Regions from separate parts of the Mus musculus genome. Here region 2 is linked to region 1. Evidence: chromatin loops called from intact Hi-C (ENCODE). Cell type or tissue: gastrocnemius. All regions are shown on one strand. Each heading gives the region's core, and the rest is flanking DNA. Links, peaks and the distances in the headings are about the cores only.

The links. Hi-C counts contacts between places; a loop is a spot of excess contacts. Peaks named below come from ENCODE experiments on the same cell type or tissue, not always from the same donor. Only the 100,000 strongest peaks of a DNase experiment are listed, where the experiment ranks them.
Region 2: it touches region 1 in a loop (29-fold over the local background); 2 of 42 quality-filtered maps call a loop at or near these places.

What each region holds. Positions count from the first base shown.
Region 1 is chr10:21,626,179-21,634,519 of GRCm38, forward strand. No RefSeq gene overlaps it. Among named protein-coding and RNA genes, the nearest start is that of 1700020N01Rik, 37 kb to the left of the region's middle. In gastrocnemius, for the core only: CTCF peaks have their summits at 2,731 and 3,495; a DNase peak (open chromatin) is centred at 2,547; H3K4me3 peaks cover 3,052 bases; H3K27ac peaks cover 5,805 bases.
Region 2 is chr10:21,739,809-21,748,149 of GRCm38, forward strand. No RefSeq gene overlaps it. Among named protein-coding and RNA genes, the nearest start is that of Gm5420, 53 kb to the left of the region's middle. In gastrocnemius, for the core only: no CTCF peak of the experiment used is centred there; no DNase peak of the experiment used is centred there; H3K4me3 peaks cover 3,733 bases; H3K27ac peaks cover 8,000 bases.

The sequences.
Region 1 (8,341 bases), core at 221-8,220:
TGCCGCTGTGCCCTAAAAGCAAAGTGGATTTCCACTTGGAAATCATGCTTTACCCTAGACAAGTTGATATTCATGGAATGAAATGGTGTGACAGCTTTGTTTTAATACAAGACTGCTTCATCATTAAGATCTGGATTCAAGATGAAAAGGATTATAGCTCTGTGATCAAGAAAATAATATGCCTTGCACCAGTAATAGAGTGTGTCCACTTTGGCATGGTAATTTGAGTTCCAAACTTAGTAGACAAGGATACATTTCAGTGCATTACCAAATGAGAGCATACAGCATCTGTACACAGCCTGAACAACAAGGTGAAGCTAGGATGGGATGTGGTGGCCCTGAGAAAAAACTTCTACACTTCGAATCAGTTACGTGTCAAAGAAACAGTTTCTCCAGTCCAAAAGCAGCGGCACCTACTCGGTAGAGTTTGAGTTTGCTCTGACAGGGTTCCGATTTCTTTGTGTGCTGTGTTTTCTATGTAACTTGCTGAATAGCCAGTGGTGAATCTGTATGCTGGTCTAAACATCTCACAGAGGCATCTACCAAGAGCTTGAGCTAAACAACTCAGAAGTTCCAAGGGCTAAGAACAAAAGGCGCACAGAAGGTCTGTCGGGAAGTGAGTGCTGTGTGGTTGGAGCAGCTTCTCACTCAGCATTGAGAGTCTCAGACAAAGCCTCACGGTAATGCTGCAAGATGAATTACAGTCAGAAGCCCTTGAACTTTCCAAACAGATTTACCTACATGTAAGGGCTAGTGGCATGGTGAGAATCTGAGTAAGACAGAAATGGTCCCTCTCACTCGACAATCTCATAACTGCCTTAGTAATGGACCAGACCTTCTGTCTTCCCACTTAATGTCCACAGAATAAGCCCTACATTCTGCTACCTGCCCATTGCATATACAAATGTGTGCTTGCTGTCTGTATAAAATGGGACTTCAGAGAAAATGGACCAGGGTGAAATCCTGCCCCAGCCTCCCAATCAAGGTATATTTTCTGGGTCAGGTGGCTCTTGTTCATCCAGCCACATAAGTCTCATTTATCCTTGACTTGTCTGACCTCCTAAGCCTTGCCCTTACCAATCCCCTGCCTTGAACCCGGGAGTCCAGAGAAGGGAGTCAGACTCTATACTAGGAGTCTGAGGTTCTCTTGCAGCACAGCCCTGCCTGGCACAGCTTGGCAGAAAGGGCAGTGTCTGTATCCACCTTAGAGGATCTCATACAAGGTCTCCATCTTTAACTGGCATTTGCATCTCTCTGTTTTTAATCGATAAGTAGACCCCAACTCTGTTTCTCTCTTTTATTTTTTTAATATTTGCCCACATAGTTAATAATGAGCCACTTTTTGGGCCATGCTGTTAGCCAGGGTTTGTAATGGAAGTTGGCAAGGTAAACGCAGCGCCTTGGAAACTACTGGACTGATTTTTTTTCCCTGAAAAGTTAAATAGAAAAGACTCTTTCCCCCATTGGTAATTTTCATTTATAGCTTGATTTACTAGGTTAGCTCAGAGTTTGAAGTAGACTATAAAGCACATGGGTTCTTTACTACCCAGATTGATTTCCTATGAAGAACGAGAAAATGTGGCATCACAAGGTCAACTATGCTGCAAGAAATAAATGATGTGTTGTCTGATTTTGAGTTATTTAAACATAGAAAAATGCTGCATGAAGTTTTAAGAAGTAACCTCCAAAGAGAAAAAATATGACAGGAACAAAAATATTCAGAAGGAAGGAAAAGCATGGGCTTTTTGTAACTTTAAATTGTTTAAAGATAGGCTGGAGTCCATGACATAAGGAGTCCTATTGAAAAGTAAACCAGCCTGATTAAAGGCAAAAACAAACAAACAAACAAACAAAACCCTTTCTCCTGTTCAGCTATCAAAAGCTCTATGTAGTTGGTCCCCAGTATGATTTAGGTATGTTCTCTGTCCCCCAGAGAGCCATGTGCTGTAATAGAAGCTTGGGCTCCATTGTAATAGTCTGCCTCTTTAAGGGGTAGGCTTAGTGGAAGGTGGTTAGGTCATAGCAGCAGCACCTTTGAAGGGCATTAAGGTAGTTCTTTTGGGGATGAGTTGCACATAATGAGACCATCCCATGTACTTGATCTCTTATGCCCACAGACATTTTCATTTTTTACTTCTCCACAATACTGTGACACAGTTGGGGATGTTACCTACAAATATCGTTGTTCTATTTGGACATTGTGACCCCAAAATTGAGTCAAATCTCTTTTCTTCACATAATTCCTGTGATAAAGTAATCTGTGGTAGCAACACAAAATGAACACCCACTTGCCTCTTAACGTTTCACAAGGTCAACAAGTCAGAGTGCCCGATCGAAGCAAAGTCACAGGTGAAGATTTGTCCCTGTGGCTCACAGTTACCAGCATGAGTCAGAGGAAACCCGAGGGCACCGTATGCATATTCCAGCTTTCTGGAGCCTTCCATTCCCTGTTTGGGTGGGCCATGAGCTTTCTGTGTTGACTCTAATACGGAGAGAAAGAGACTGCCTGTGTTGCTAAGCTGAGGCTGACCTCACAGCTGTTTCCTCATGGGGCTGGCTCGGCCAGGCTCCAGCCTCTGATTGCTTGTTTGCATGGGTCGGTCCAGAATGTCCTTTTTGGCAAGAACATTACTCATGTTTTCCATCCTCTGACATAAATTCTGCCAGTGTAGTGACCATTTTTATAAGTTGGTACTGAACACTCCTCTACATTTTGGTCCAATCCCTCTAGTGTCCAGTACCTTTTATTACAGAACCATTTATATGTTTGTTTGTTTGCTTGCTTGCTTGTTTTTCAGTTTAACAATCCACTTTCTTTCCTGTCTCTTATGTGTACCAAGATCAGAACTGAAGCTAGGTTTTTGCAATGACCTTAAGAAGAAAAGCAAATTTCCTTTTAATAATCTATGCCTTGCAGGAGAGAGAGGGGGAGAGGAGAAGAGGAAGAGGGTTAGGTGTATCCAGCGTTTTTCTCCTTAGAGGAGTTGACAGGCATTAGATACGCTCTTGGCTTGAGGACATCAAACAAGATATGCATTCTCTCCATCTTCCAAGAAACTGTAACCGGATGACTTATGGTCGGTCCATCATCGCCTCCTTCCTTCATCCATTTTGGTTATCTTTTTTTGCAACCCTGTCCATGAGAACATTTCATTTTTCAATCATGTGGTACATAAAGTTAACCACAGTTATCGTCTCTTCGTGAGTAAATGAAAGGCATTTTGAATGCCTGGAGCCAAACAAGTTTGATTTCACAGTGAGGCATCTTAAAAAGCAGAAAGGAAAGATGAGGTCCGGTTACTGCAGAGCTGTGCAGCTCTGCGTTGCAATCCCCAAAACTGCTGAGCATGGACTCTGTGCACCCCTGGCAGGAGACTCAGGTCAGGAGTTCAGAATGTCTTCCCAAGGAATAAATATACTCTAGACATCATCTGAGCATTCAGTTGGGTGACACAGGATGAGCCACAGGGAGCTCAGTCCCTTGTGGTAGACATGGTTAACTGAAGCATTGGCTTTTAGAGAATTCAATTCAATTATAGCGTAGCAGCTTATTTCACTGTTACCCATCCTTTCAAAATGAAAAGTTGACGATAGGAAATGACCTGAGAATGTTTGTGATGAAATGTGAATATAGAAATCAGAATGGCTAGTTTCTTCAGCACTGTAACTAGCCAGGCAGAAGGAACAAGGGATACAGGGAGAGAAATAAGAGGGAAGATGGGCAGGTTTTTTTTTTCCCATCTGTCTATGCTACTTGTTATAATGTTTGCACATTATTTTTTTAAGTACAGTACAGACTTGATGAGTTTTGCTGTTAAGTGGTCTGTTTGTTATAATTATGCTAACACCTGATAAATGGAGAGCCCCCAAGCAGCACCTAGTTTTGCCCTGTACTTTCACTGCAGAGCCTCCAGGGAAGATGGGTATATAAGGCATCCGAGCTTCAGACACTCCAAAGATTTCCAGGACAATCTTGGTGTAACACCAGAAGTACCATACTCAAAGATTCCGAGGAAAACAAACAAAGCAAATCAAAAGAGTCTTTCTTCAATTTTCTTCTAACACATAATGGGTTTTTAAATACAATTTATTTTTGAATAGGTAGGTAATGATTTACTTAAAAGTTTAAAAGATGATGTAATTTCTATATACCCTGTATTCAGCATCCCTGAAATATTAATGTCATACATTAATATAATTATATTTGTTTAGATATGTATGGATTATTACTGGCTAAAGTATACTCTTTATCTATTTCCTTATCTTTACATCAGTGGCCCTTTCTACTTGACAGCTACATCCATGTAGTTATAACATGCTTATTGAGTTGTCATCTCAGGCTGTGTTCATAACTGAGATAGTTTCTTAGACTCCTCTTGTTTTACAACCTTGGATGTCTTTAGGAAATTTGTTAGACAGTTTTGCTTCTTGGACAGTATGCCCAAACATTATTTTTTTTTTCTGCTTAGGCTGAGACTGAATAGGGCCTGGGTCTTTGGAGAAAGACCACAGAGGTCAAGGGTTGTTCTCACTCCTTTCTTTATGGATGCACACAATAAGCATGAATGAATGTCAGATGGTTAGTGTTGACCTTGGCCTCCTGGGGGAGGCACCAGGATGTCTCTTTAAGATGGTTCACCACTTGAGTATCTGCCAAAGGGAAGAGTTTCTTTTTTTAAAAATGTGGCAAAAGTTTATAAGCAGTAAGTCCTTAACCTATGACTAGCAGAATTCATGCTGTTTCCTCTTCTTCTCATATACCCATCTGATACTTATGTGTGCTTATAAATTCATATTATCTCATAGATGAAAGTGCCATAACCCTTCAGAACCACTCAGACACGTTGCCAAGACGTGTGTGGTGAAGATAATCCTGAATCTTTGTGAAGGCGGCTGTGCATAAAAAGTATCCTTCCATTCTACTGACAGCATAGATAAGTCTCACAGAGGTGACAAATCAAAACCGAGCTGTAAGTGATGACAACATGTAGGACATAGGAACCATGGGGCAAGGTCGCACTGGGGAATCCAGTATTTCTAAGCATCCCAGGTCCTATTTGAGTTGTTATTTCTTCCTAGATTAGACCCACTCAGACCACTTAATGAAAACTTGTTGAATGAATAGCTAAAAATTTAATAAAGACCTGAGATCATATCAAAAGTGGCTTCCAGATAAAAACTTTACTCCATAGCTATGCATAATTGTAATTTGTGAACAGAAAATGAATTTGTAAATATGTGCACACACAGTCAACCTGACTGGCAGTCTTTCTTGAGAATATCGCCTATCCATAATCTTTTCCCCCCAAAAGTCTTGAACTTCATTTTTGTGGCAGAGATTGGACAAGCCTGACCTCAGGACCATCTCACAGCTGCGCCCTCCCTTACCCTTGGCCTGAAATATGGAAAAGAGTTGAACCAACTACAGCTTTCCTCTGGAAAGTTGGACTAAGAAATGAGGAGTAAATGACCAAGAAGCAGTTTTACTGCAATTGTCAAATTGCCACAGGCACAGTGAGCCAGAGCCATGTGCAAAAGCTTATGAGCTGTTACAGAGAGGAAAGGCCAGACTGGTCAGGGATAAATATCCTTGAGGGAGACTGCCCTAGAGGCCACACAAGACACATAAAGGAAACCAAGAAGGAAAAAGACCAGGGACTAAACCAGAGACAGACCAAGGACTTTATGACCTTCTGATCCATTTGGGTTTGTGCGACTAGTTTCAGATAATACTTGACTCACTTCCCAAAAGTAGAGTTGGTCTCTATTCCTTAGAGCTCACATAGCTTTATGTAAACCAGCTTCCACAAGTCTCTACCTACTTAGCATCTTGAGCTTTTCAAATCCACTGTCCTTTGCAAAAGAAATATTTTAAGTGTGGTAGGACTCTAAAATTTTTATCTTGCTGTTTTTCACAAGGTCTGTTTAGATGCACAATAGGGAGGGAAGGTGGACCAGCTGGATGCCAGCATGGTATAGTGTAGACAGGCATCTGTCCCAGCTTCACCATGCTACAGCCTTCATAGGAAATAAGAACATCACATTCTATAACTATGCAGAAACGCTATCTGAAAATTAAAAAAAAAAATCCCATAGTGCTAGATGGTGCTGTGTCATCAGCTATCAATGTATTATCCAACTTTGAACCCTGTGAGCTACAATGATGACCAACCTGCCAAGACATGCCTCTCAGTGCCATAGTAGAATGAATACTATGGAGGAACCAGCCACTTTCTGATTAGAATTGAGGCCAACCTCAGAGGAGAGAATTTATGCCTGACACTGAAACCTGGCCAAGATTGTGTGGCTGGGAAGATCAGATGGGAGACCCCATTTCTACTTTACTAAGCAGGGACAGCATCAAATCGCCTCCTAAATACCTGTATTATATCATAGATTAAGGCAGCTCTCAACCCTCATTAGAAAAGCTCTCCCCACCCCACCCCCTTTTTTTGCAGTGAATGGCACTTAAGTAAGAGACAGGTTAATGTAGCCAGTCAGAGTGCTGAGAATGAGTGACTGTGGAAAGATCAGCCCCAAATGGCACATGTGAGATATCACACACACACACACACACACACACACACACACACACACACACACACACACACCGGAGCTCAAGGAACACTGTGGAAGACAGAACAGCAAGAATGCTAGAGCCAGAGGTTGGGAGGACCACGTGAAACAGTGTCACTTAGTCATGAGACAGCTGTCGAACTGAACTCACAGCAGCTGTCACTCTTGTCACACTTGTGTGACTACGTAAGACCTATACAAGTTGGGATAAAATTCTGGCATGGAATTTTAGGGGAGCAGCACATGAGGCCCATCCCTCGTTGAGGAATTACCAACAGTTGAAAGAATTAGAATAGGGAGAGTCAGTTTTCTTCACTGATGTGGCCTCTGGTAGGTTGCCCATGCTCCAGTGGACAGCCCTATATCCATGTGCATGAAGGAAGCACTGGGTGGACTCACTAGGGTATAAAGAGAAGACCTGGAGTTGAGAGATGGACAGGATAGGGGCTCTAGGAGGAGCTGGGGGGAGGGTGTCATCAGGGGAGAAAGTCAATACATGCTCAAGGTAGAATGTTCTGCATAGCAACAGAGTAATAAAACATTAAAGTTGTTAGCTATTCAGACCATCAGCCGAAAAACATAAATATTTCAGTAATTATGCTTCCCTTGAATACAGTCTCTACTTCTCTTGCATAGTAATTTGACCCTTTTCAAGTACATTTATTGGAGCTTTCTTGAATTTAACTTTCTAATTTGAGAAATGATTTTAAATAAACCTATTTTTTTAATTAATTATATAGAATCTTCAATGAATTCTCTAAATAGCCATTCTTTTATTTCATAGCATCTTTTTATTTTATGATTAGAAATAGTACAGTTCTACACAGTAAATTAACAATGAATAAGTAGTCATGACAGTATAAAAATCTCAACTTGTTGGCACCTGGCAGGATTCTGTTTATTGTCAACACAATAGCTATGTAGTTAGATATAGGTGGTTCATTTCAGTGATCACTCACAGACATACTATGTTTCAGGGTATACTTTTTTTTAAAATTGAAAATTTCCAGTGTACCAAAAAATTCTGCTCCAGTCAGAGAAAATAGCAGCCAACCTCCCCAGGGCACTTCCCCAGATATGTCGCACTATTTGCTTTTGCAAAGTATAATAAATGTTGATTAAGTTTCTGAGTTTTCTGATGTTTATTCTGCTATAAATAAAGTTTTCAGTTTATTCTGGGTAAATGAAAACCTCAACTGTACCAGGAATGACCTGCTGACTAATTAAAAGGCATTCTGATATTATAAACAAACTTATTAAAGCATAAGAAACTTAGAGTCTTAAAGTAAAAACAAGACGTGTAAAAAGATTTCTGTTTTTGCTTGATAATTTTTAAATCGCATTATTATTTGTGTGTGTGTGAGAGAGAGAGAGACAGAGAGAGAGGGAGGGAGAGAGAGAGAGTGAGAGAGAGAGGGAGAGAGAGAGAGATAGAGAGAGAGAGAGAGAGCGCACGCTTACATACCATGGCACACACACGAAGGTCAGACTAACTTTTAGGAGTGATGTCCAACCCTGCCCATCAGTCCTCCATGGAAAGCCATCTCCTCTCCATGGTATTTTATTTTGTATTTTTAAAAGACATGCTCCCTATATAATCCAGGTTGGCTTCATGATCCTTCCATCTGAGTCTTCCAAATGTTAGAATAGACATGAATTATCCCACCCCAGAAAGCAGGGGGGTGGGTTGTTTGTTTGTTTTAATAATTGAAAAAAATTTGGCTTTGTTTGCTTATTGATTTGTCTGACTCCAAGATTTTATTAG
Region 2 (8,341 bases), core at 117-8,116, 110 kb after region 1:
AGATAATGGGAAGAACTTGAAGTATGATTAAAACTGCAGAGGATTATAGTGCAATATGATTCTGCAACTGAAACAGGATGAAGCCTCAGAGGAGAGTGTCTCTATGAACTTGCCATAGCTGGCACCCCAGGGTGTTGAGGCTGGGACATCTCTGAGTGAAAAGGCATGTACTGTTTTGGTAATCATCTAGGAGGAAAGCTGTCTTAAATATTCATCTTTAGAAGTAAAGGGTAAACAGATATCTATTAACTGGGAGGATTCTGACACTCTCTTGTAGGCACCGTGTCTGATATTGTGCTTCTGTTTGATACCTAGCCACCAGTTCCTAAATTAAATGAAAAAAACAGCCTTGAGCAACCTCTCTTATCTGAGTCCTTGTGAGGTCTTAAGATATTATCCTTGATTCCTAGACAGCAGGCTGAACTTTCTCCATCTGCTGCTCACAGCTATGCTAGAGAACAGAAAAGGCTATGGTTTAGGGACATAGCCTCGCAGGAAGCAAGTTGTAACAGACAGTGGAAACTATCTTGTAATTACAGCTGTGAAAAGAACGCAAGTAATTAAGAAAACGTTTTGTTCTCCAAGGTCTGGCTCCCCTGTTTGTTCGCTGGAATGACTTAGTGTTTCTGGAGTTCACAACAGGCCAGAGTCTGGTTCATTAGCTCTAATCTGATTAGGACTTGTGTTTCTTTGTTCTGTGTGTCCTCAGGTGGCAATTTTGGCTGAACATCTCACATTTTTGCCTTGTGGCTAGGTACAGAACCATAGCTTCTCCTGTGCGTTATGTAAGAAGGTCACAGATCTCAGGCATCAGTCTGAAGTGCTGAGTGTGTTTCTTTCCAAACCACCCTGACATGAGAATTTTACTGAACCACAGGCCATAGCACTGCAAAGCACTTGGGTACAAGGAGAGCCCTGCATTGTCCCAGAGAAACTAACAGGGAGACAAAACTCTCCTTTTAAAGTCCATAGAAAAGTGTTCCGAAGTATATGCACAAAGTGTATAAATTTAAATAATGTAAATTAAAATAATATATCTAAGATATGTGTATACAGTTAAATAACTAGAAATGAATTTATGAAAACTTTCTCTAAATCTCTTTAGTTAATTGGTGAATAAATTTCCTTCATCTAGTTAGATATTTAGCAAATTGTCTAAATTAGTTAGGGTTAATCTGGAGTCTGCTGTCAAGACAGATGAAAGCATCTTAAAGGTCACTTGTCAGACATAAAGGGACTGCAATGTAAGCCCACTAGTGATAGAGAAATCACAGAGCCACCTGGAAAAGGCTTTAAGTTAGATATGAAATACAGGTAGGGCCCACATAAATATTATATTTTGAAAAACAAGAACTTTGTACACAAATAGGCAGGAAAGACTGTTTGTGGGAAATGCCACTGGGTACCATGACAACAGTCCCACTGAAAAGTTCTATAGTAATAGACATATAAACATATTACATGTAATACCATAAATATATACCATGTAATACCATAAGCATATATCATGCAATAACATAAACATATACCATGCACTAACATAAACATATGCCATGTAATAGCATAAACATATACCATGCAATAAGTCCATGCAGACTTTCATACTCATTGAATCATGTAGGAAGAAAAGCTCTTTCTGCTATTACAATACTTAGAAGATCTATGTTATTTCAAAAATTAAATTGTCCCTTTATTTATTTATTCAGGCCTTTCAGGTCACTAGGGAATAAAAATGAAGTCATGTGTCAGGGTGGTTCTGGGTGGGACATGTGCCAGTCTGGGGTTCAGGATGGCTCTGGACTGGAGGCTGTGTGCTCTTTGGGGAGGCAGAGAGGCTCACACTTGCCCCCAGCATTCCAACATCTGAACATGAAGTTCTTGGCTCCTGGAGCAGCCGACCGATTAGCAGAGCCTCATGTGACCCACGGAGGACATTTTAATTACAGTCGGTCTGGTAACATTTACCCAGCCGAAGGTGTCTGGTTCGTTAAGTACCCCCCCCCCAGAAGCTGAATCTAAGAAACATATGCCAGACTGGCCTTCGGCCTGTGAAAGATAGGCAGGGCATCTGATCAAAATAGACATGATGACAAGCCCTCAGATTCATTTCATCTAGGGACAATCTCCTCGGGTTCTGTAATGACACCAAAATAAACTGCCCTAGGTTGAGAGGAACCGATACATTGTGTAAAAACCTACAGAGACACAGCTGTGCAGCCACCCCTGTACCCGACTCCAGTTTTCATATCTGCAACACGGTGAAACAGAAAATCCTTCCTGATCTTCGGCTTCAACCCACGGCAGACGGAGTGAGGATAAAATCAACCCTTCGCACCTAGCAGTGTTCAGTCCCTGGTACTTAGCCAGCCGCCCTAACGTTAACAAGCTTAGTTCTGGGAAGTACCTTCTGGACCAAAAGATAAGACCGCTCGTCCCCGGCAAATCGCATTTTCTCAAATATTTTTGCCCAAAGCTGAGGTGTAAGCCTTCTAATAGAATTATGCAAATTTTGTCCTAACTCTGAATGTTTTAAGAAGGAAACATCACTTTGAAGCGTCACAGATACGCGGGCCTGACACTGCAAAAGCAAGCTGGGGACTACAGTCAGTGATGGAGACAGGGATGATACCGGAGGCAGGACCTCCTGAATCTCTGAGGTGGTTATGTTTTGCACAGACTTCAAGCACCTCCTGCCTCGGAAGGTCAGTCTGACTGTGGATGTGAGGATGGAATTGCTGACTGGACATTAGGGGATTATCTGCTTGGCAGAACAGAGCCCGGTTCCAGTGCATCTTGCTCCTGATTTGAACTGGCTGGCGGAGCGCAGACATCCCAAGCACAAGGTTGGATGGTGAACATGGACAGCCAAGCAAGGCTTTTGTAGCTCCTAAAAGCAGATATGGTTGCTTGGGAAATAATTTTACGAGAGGCGTATTCCTTTATGTGATCTGGAAAGATGACTATAAAGAATGTGTCCAGTCTAATACATGCTTAACATTTCAGACTAGGCTACCATGCCTTTTTAAAATGTCCACACATGGAAGGTAGGTCAGCTATACTATGGGAAAGCACACAAATTGTTCTCACTCTTTGATTCTTGACCCCTTCACACACGTATGAACAAAAGCATTTATTTGAAATAGTGTGTGCCACAAAGCACTGTCAGATTGTGAACTCATACCTAAGTGGCCAATGAAAGCTGTGATCTTATTGGACGAAGCCTGAATGGCAACCCCAACCAAAACATAGTTTCCTGTTAGGAATTTCTTGAACTTGAAAGACAGAACAAAAGCAGAGGTGTTCCCAGTTGTCCTGTGAGCTGGGTTTCTCCTTGGGTTGTGTGTTTCTATCATTGTTGCCCTTCCAGGTGAATATAGTCTCTTTCAAAAGACAGTGGCTATACAAGGCAGAGAGGTCAAGGGGAGATGGGGTGTAGGCAGAGATGCTTGTCAAGCCTTTGCCTGTATCCCAGTTGACCTGATCTTTACTGCTGGCATTCTGTCCCTGAAAGACTTCAGTGAAAATACTCCTGTATATTAAAAAAACAAAAACGAAAAGCCACTCAACACAGCAACCTCCCTGAAAGGCCCAGGTTCTTCCCTCTCAGCCTGTGCCTTCTCTCTCTTGGCACTGCCCTGTCATGTACCCTTTGGAAGCAGCCACTTGACTGGCCGCTGTGAAGAGTGCTGCTAGCCCCAAACTTGTTTGCTCCCATCCGCCAATGCTATGTGCACTCTCAGCTAGCACAGCTGCCAAGAGGCTCAAGTTGGGAACACTAGCTGTCTCAAATATGTGATTCGGATTTCAAAACCAAGTCCTGTGCTCCTGGCACTCACAAGCTTCCAAGAAACTAGGGGCTTTGCTGTCACTGTCTTTACTGCAAGACAGTTTCTTTTGCAAGTTGCTTGTTATTTACTGGCATTAAAATCTGACATCTGGAGGTCATCGGAAATTGAAGAGTTGCTTTCCTGATTTATTTATTTTTATTGTTGGTCCAATCCAATCAGAAGGCACCTCTCCACAGCCTGTTACACAGTTTGTACCACTTTTGCTCCTGGGAGTTGTTCAGTGTTATTCAGAGGGAGTAACATTGGCATGAGCAAAGTGGAACCCATTTCTTCACTGATCGGCATGGATGGTACTCTTTTTATCAACTCTTGCCAAGGCCGTAGTTCGTAAGTAATTAGCTGGCTTAGGTGAAGCTCAAACTTAGCAAGTATCTTTCTTTAAGAAAGTATTTTACATGAGCAGGAAAAAGAAGATGAAAAAAACTAAACCAAACCCAGGACACACCTGCCAAATTAATTCTGACCCCAGCGGTAATGTACTCTTCATTGATGATAGGATTTAGGGGTGGGGGTGGGGGTCGGAGGAGGTAGAGTTCTCTGTGAAATATCGTCAAGATACAAAAGGAAAATAGATATTAAATATATAGAAATTAAAAACAGATCACCCCCATTTAATTTTTGCTGCTGTTTTCTCCTTATTTTCCTCAAAACAACAAAGTAACAAAGTAGCAAGGACCCCCTCCATCAGCATACACAAACCGCCTGCTCTTCCAAAGACAAATGAAAAGTATTGCAGCAGAATTTCCTCCTAGCGTTATATTACAATCTAAACATGAATAGCACCACAAGGAAAAAAAAATAGGATGTCATTTTGGCTGGTACACACAGGTATCAGTTTGCAGTCTTGCAAGCTAACTGAGTATCCATTAACCCTGGGTCGACTCCAGAGAAGGGATGTAATGCCCCAACCAGTTCAAACTGCTTTCACTGCCTGATAGAACACTTAACAGGGAACAGAAAACAAACCTCCCAATTGGCTGCTTTTTCTGAGCATCATTACAGATGGTGGCACGACTGTGAAATAAGGTCAAATATGACCCTGGGACAGGACTGTACCTCTGGGGAAAATCAATTACAACTGTAGATGGGAACTGCCATGGGAAAGTGCCCATATGTGGCCACGATTAAGTATTGTGAAACTCGGTATGGTATATTTAGAGTAAACCTTGGTAATTATTCTTTGCAACTTGGAATAAGTCAGTCTATAGGTTAGAAATTTCAAAGTGAGCTCCTTCCTTATGGTCTGCCTCCCCAGACTGAATGCAATGCTCTGTTTGTTCCCAGCTCCTCTAGCCCTAGACCAGAGCCAAGGTTACTTAGTACCACAGATGGATGTCAACTTAGTCCATTTCGATTCTGTATCCCTAGGAAACCGACCAAGAACATGCTATAGCTTCTGAAAATATATTATGTTATTCTATACTCTTTGGATACCAGAGGCAAAATGTTTATCTCTTCTTTCAGCAGATAATACAGACCACTAGCTAATACCTTGAGATTTTAGTAGAATTACTTAAAATGAGTTGAAACCTCCTTCTGTTTTAAAGGGTGATGGTTGGCAATCAGTTTCACAGCTTAGAAGATTTATTTCTTCAGCAGAGACCAGAACAACTCTGGGATGGAATGCATTTTCTGAAACCCCTCTGTGAATGAATGTTCCATCCAACTAAAGAGTATGGAGAAAATATTACTTCAAAGTGCTTTCGAACATGAAAAGGCAGATGTTACATACCAGCTGCTTTATTTCACATAAGTCCTCATGCCTGCTTCTAGCAGGCGATTGATGGAGAAGTCTTGTCATTGCTGGGAGGAAATGAGGAACACATGCCTGCTTACAATCACGAACTTCTGGGTCCCTGCATTAGTGGCATATCTGTATTAGCCCGTGTGCTCTGTACAAAGAGCAGCCTTCTGGGACCAACCCCGGAGCTTCAGATTCAGTGGTAAAAACTGTGATGTGGAAGTCAGAAATGTACAAATGTGGTTTAGATGTAGGTTGCCCGCAGACTTGGCTATCAAAAAATACCAAACATTGTTTGGTGATATAGCTCGGTGGTTGAGTGTTCACCCGACGTTCATGAGACTCTAGATTCAACCCCCCCTTAATTAAATTCAATCAATTAATTCGATTAAATAAAATTAGAGTAAAACCATATTTGTGAAGATCATATAGGATATTGGTTTTCTCTTGACCTCAGCTGCCAGTCCACTGAGACTTAAGTATATAGCTCCCAGATGCAAACCTCTGTGTTTTGATGATGATAAAGGAGACCACTAGGGCAAGCTCTAAGGAATAAAAAAAAAACAAAAAAAACAAAAAACCTGTCTTTTCTACTCTTTGGTAGATGGAGTCTTCTGTTGAAGTTAAGGTCAGAAATGTTAAAGAAGATGAAGTGCAGAAAAAAATATTAAAAATATTTATTTTGCATTTGGCAGCTGGACAAGATTTTCTCACCTATTGTCTGATTAGATCCTTACAGTAGCTCCATAGGAGTTGGGTGTGTGGATTAGTCTATGCATTTCGGTAAAGGGAGGTCTGCCATTGTCTGTGCTTATCCAAGGTGAGATAGACGAACAATGGCCCAGCAGGCAACCTTCCTGGAGTCTGATCTCCGTCTACAGACAGCCTCCTGTTTCTCATTTAACTTTTATCACCTCTAAGGATGTAAAATCTCAGCTTACCAATCACTAGCACAAAGAAACTTCAGGAGAAAGGAGGAGGGTTGGATGCTGGACATCCCTGCTGGGCCCAGGAATGTGATTGTATTATGTGAACGCACTTTGAGAGTTACAAGACAATCTGTGCACATACTTACTGTATTCTTGTATGATTAGTATTATGTTTTTTTTCCCCTGGGCTTAAAGATTTCATAAGGGAAACTCGAAATTTACACAGGTTATCTGGAGAAATGATGGCTAAATATTTAGTTATGGATCATAAAACTGATGGAGAAGTACATCTAAGTAGAAACAAATTTTAAGTTTTTGAGAAAACTTTGATGGAGTTGAATCCTGGGCATAGATCAGTGACTTGTATGTGGAGCTCTCCGATGGCAGATTATAATGTCTTAGCTCCTCCCATTCTGTCTTCTCAGACCTTCTGGTAAATGAACTCACGTACTCTTGTGATTTTAGGCACTTCAGAGGAACCCCTGGGTTGACGCCGTGTGAAGTCTGAGCTGAGCTGAGCAGATCTGAAGCCACCGCGGGAGGCTCAGGATCCAGATCACCAGCCTGCTTCTTGGAGACTGAAATGGGAGCACACGGCAGCCTGTCTCACCCCTTGCTCACTCCACGTCTCCTGGTATTTTCTTCCCTGTCCCCTTAATTTCAAGTTGCTAGCTGTAATCAGATCCTGCCTTGCAAATGTCAGACGTGAGCAGGATGAGGGAAGACATCGCAACAGCTGCCACAGCAGGTTCTCCTGCTGAGGTGTTAGACATTGAGTTGAATTACCAGAGTCCTCTCCAGCAAACAAACAAGGCAGAGATAAAGCTATATTTGATGTCGTCAAGTGCTCTGAATAAGAACGAGGTAACTCTTAACTTTTTCTAAAAAGTCTTGAAAGGAGAAATCAAACAACAGAAGACGTGTCCTTACAGACTCATCATTAATGTAGCCATCTGTGCCCCACTCCCACACCCATGCAACTCGCACTGATTGACGTCATTATTCTGCCTCTTTGACTGTTTGGACAGCATCTAGCAAAGGACAGGACATGGGCCGTTTCTCTTGAGTTGTGTCTCATGGGAGGCTTTGCGTCCTAACTAATCCCAACTACTATACCCATCAAGAAATTAAAACCTCTCAACCCACCTAGGAGTTCATGAACACCCTTGAAATCTCCCCAGAGGCTCTTCCCTATATAATTCAGACATTTTGCACTCTCCCCTCCTCCCCTCCTCCTTTTTTTCCTTCTCTCTCTGCATGCCTGTACCCTTCCTTTCATTCTCTCTCCCTCCCCTACACACACACACACACACACACACACACACACACACACACACACCAAGTCTCTCCTGAGGTAAGATGCTGCCTGTGACGACTCACGAATATGCTCTCCCAGTGGGTGTTAATCGGGCTCTAAAGGCACCGTGTAATTTCTTTCCTAAGAACATAAACTGTGCTTTCTAAGCGAGGATACACATCAGATTATTGTCTTTTCACAGATCGCAGAAACAAAACACAGAATAGCTTTAGAAATCAAAGTCCCACATCTACTCTATGAAAAATTACACTTCATAGCTACATCTTCTACTTTCACTTCTGTTGCTATGATAAAACAGCACCCTACTCAAAACCACTTAGGGGAGGAAAGGGTTGACTTTGTTTACTATGCCATAGCTTATCATGGAAGGATCTCAAGGCAAGAAATTGAACTCAGGCCTGCTTGCAATTCACACTTTGTTACCTCTAACCCAGGAACTCATTTCATAGCCTATAAAGTAGAGCAGGCACCGTGGAGGATGCTCCTTGTTACCTGGCTTCAAAGA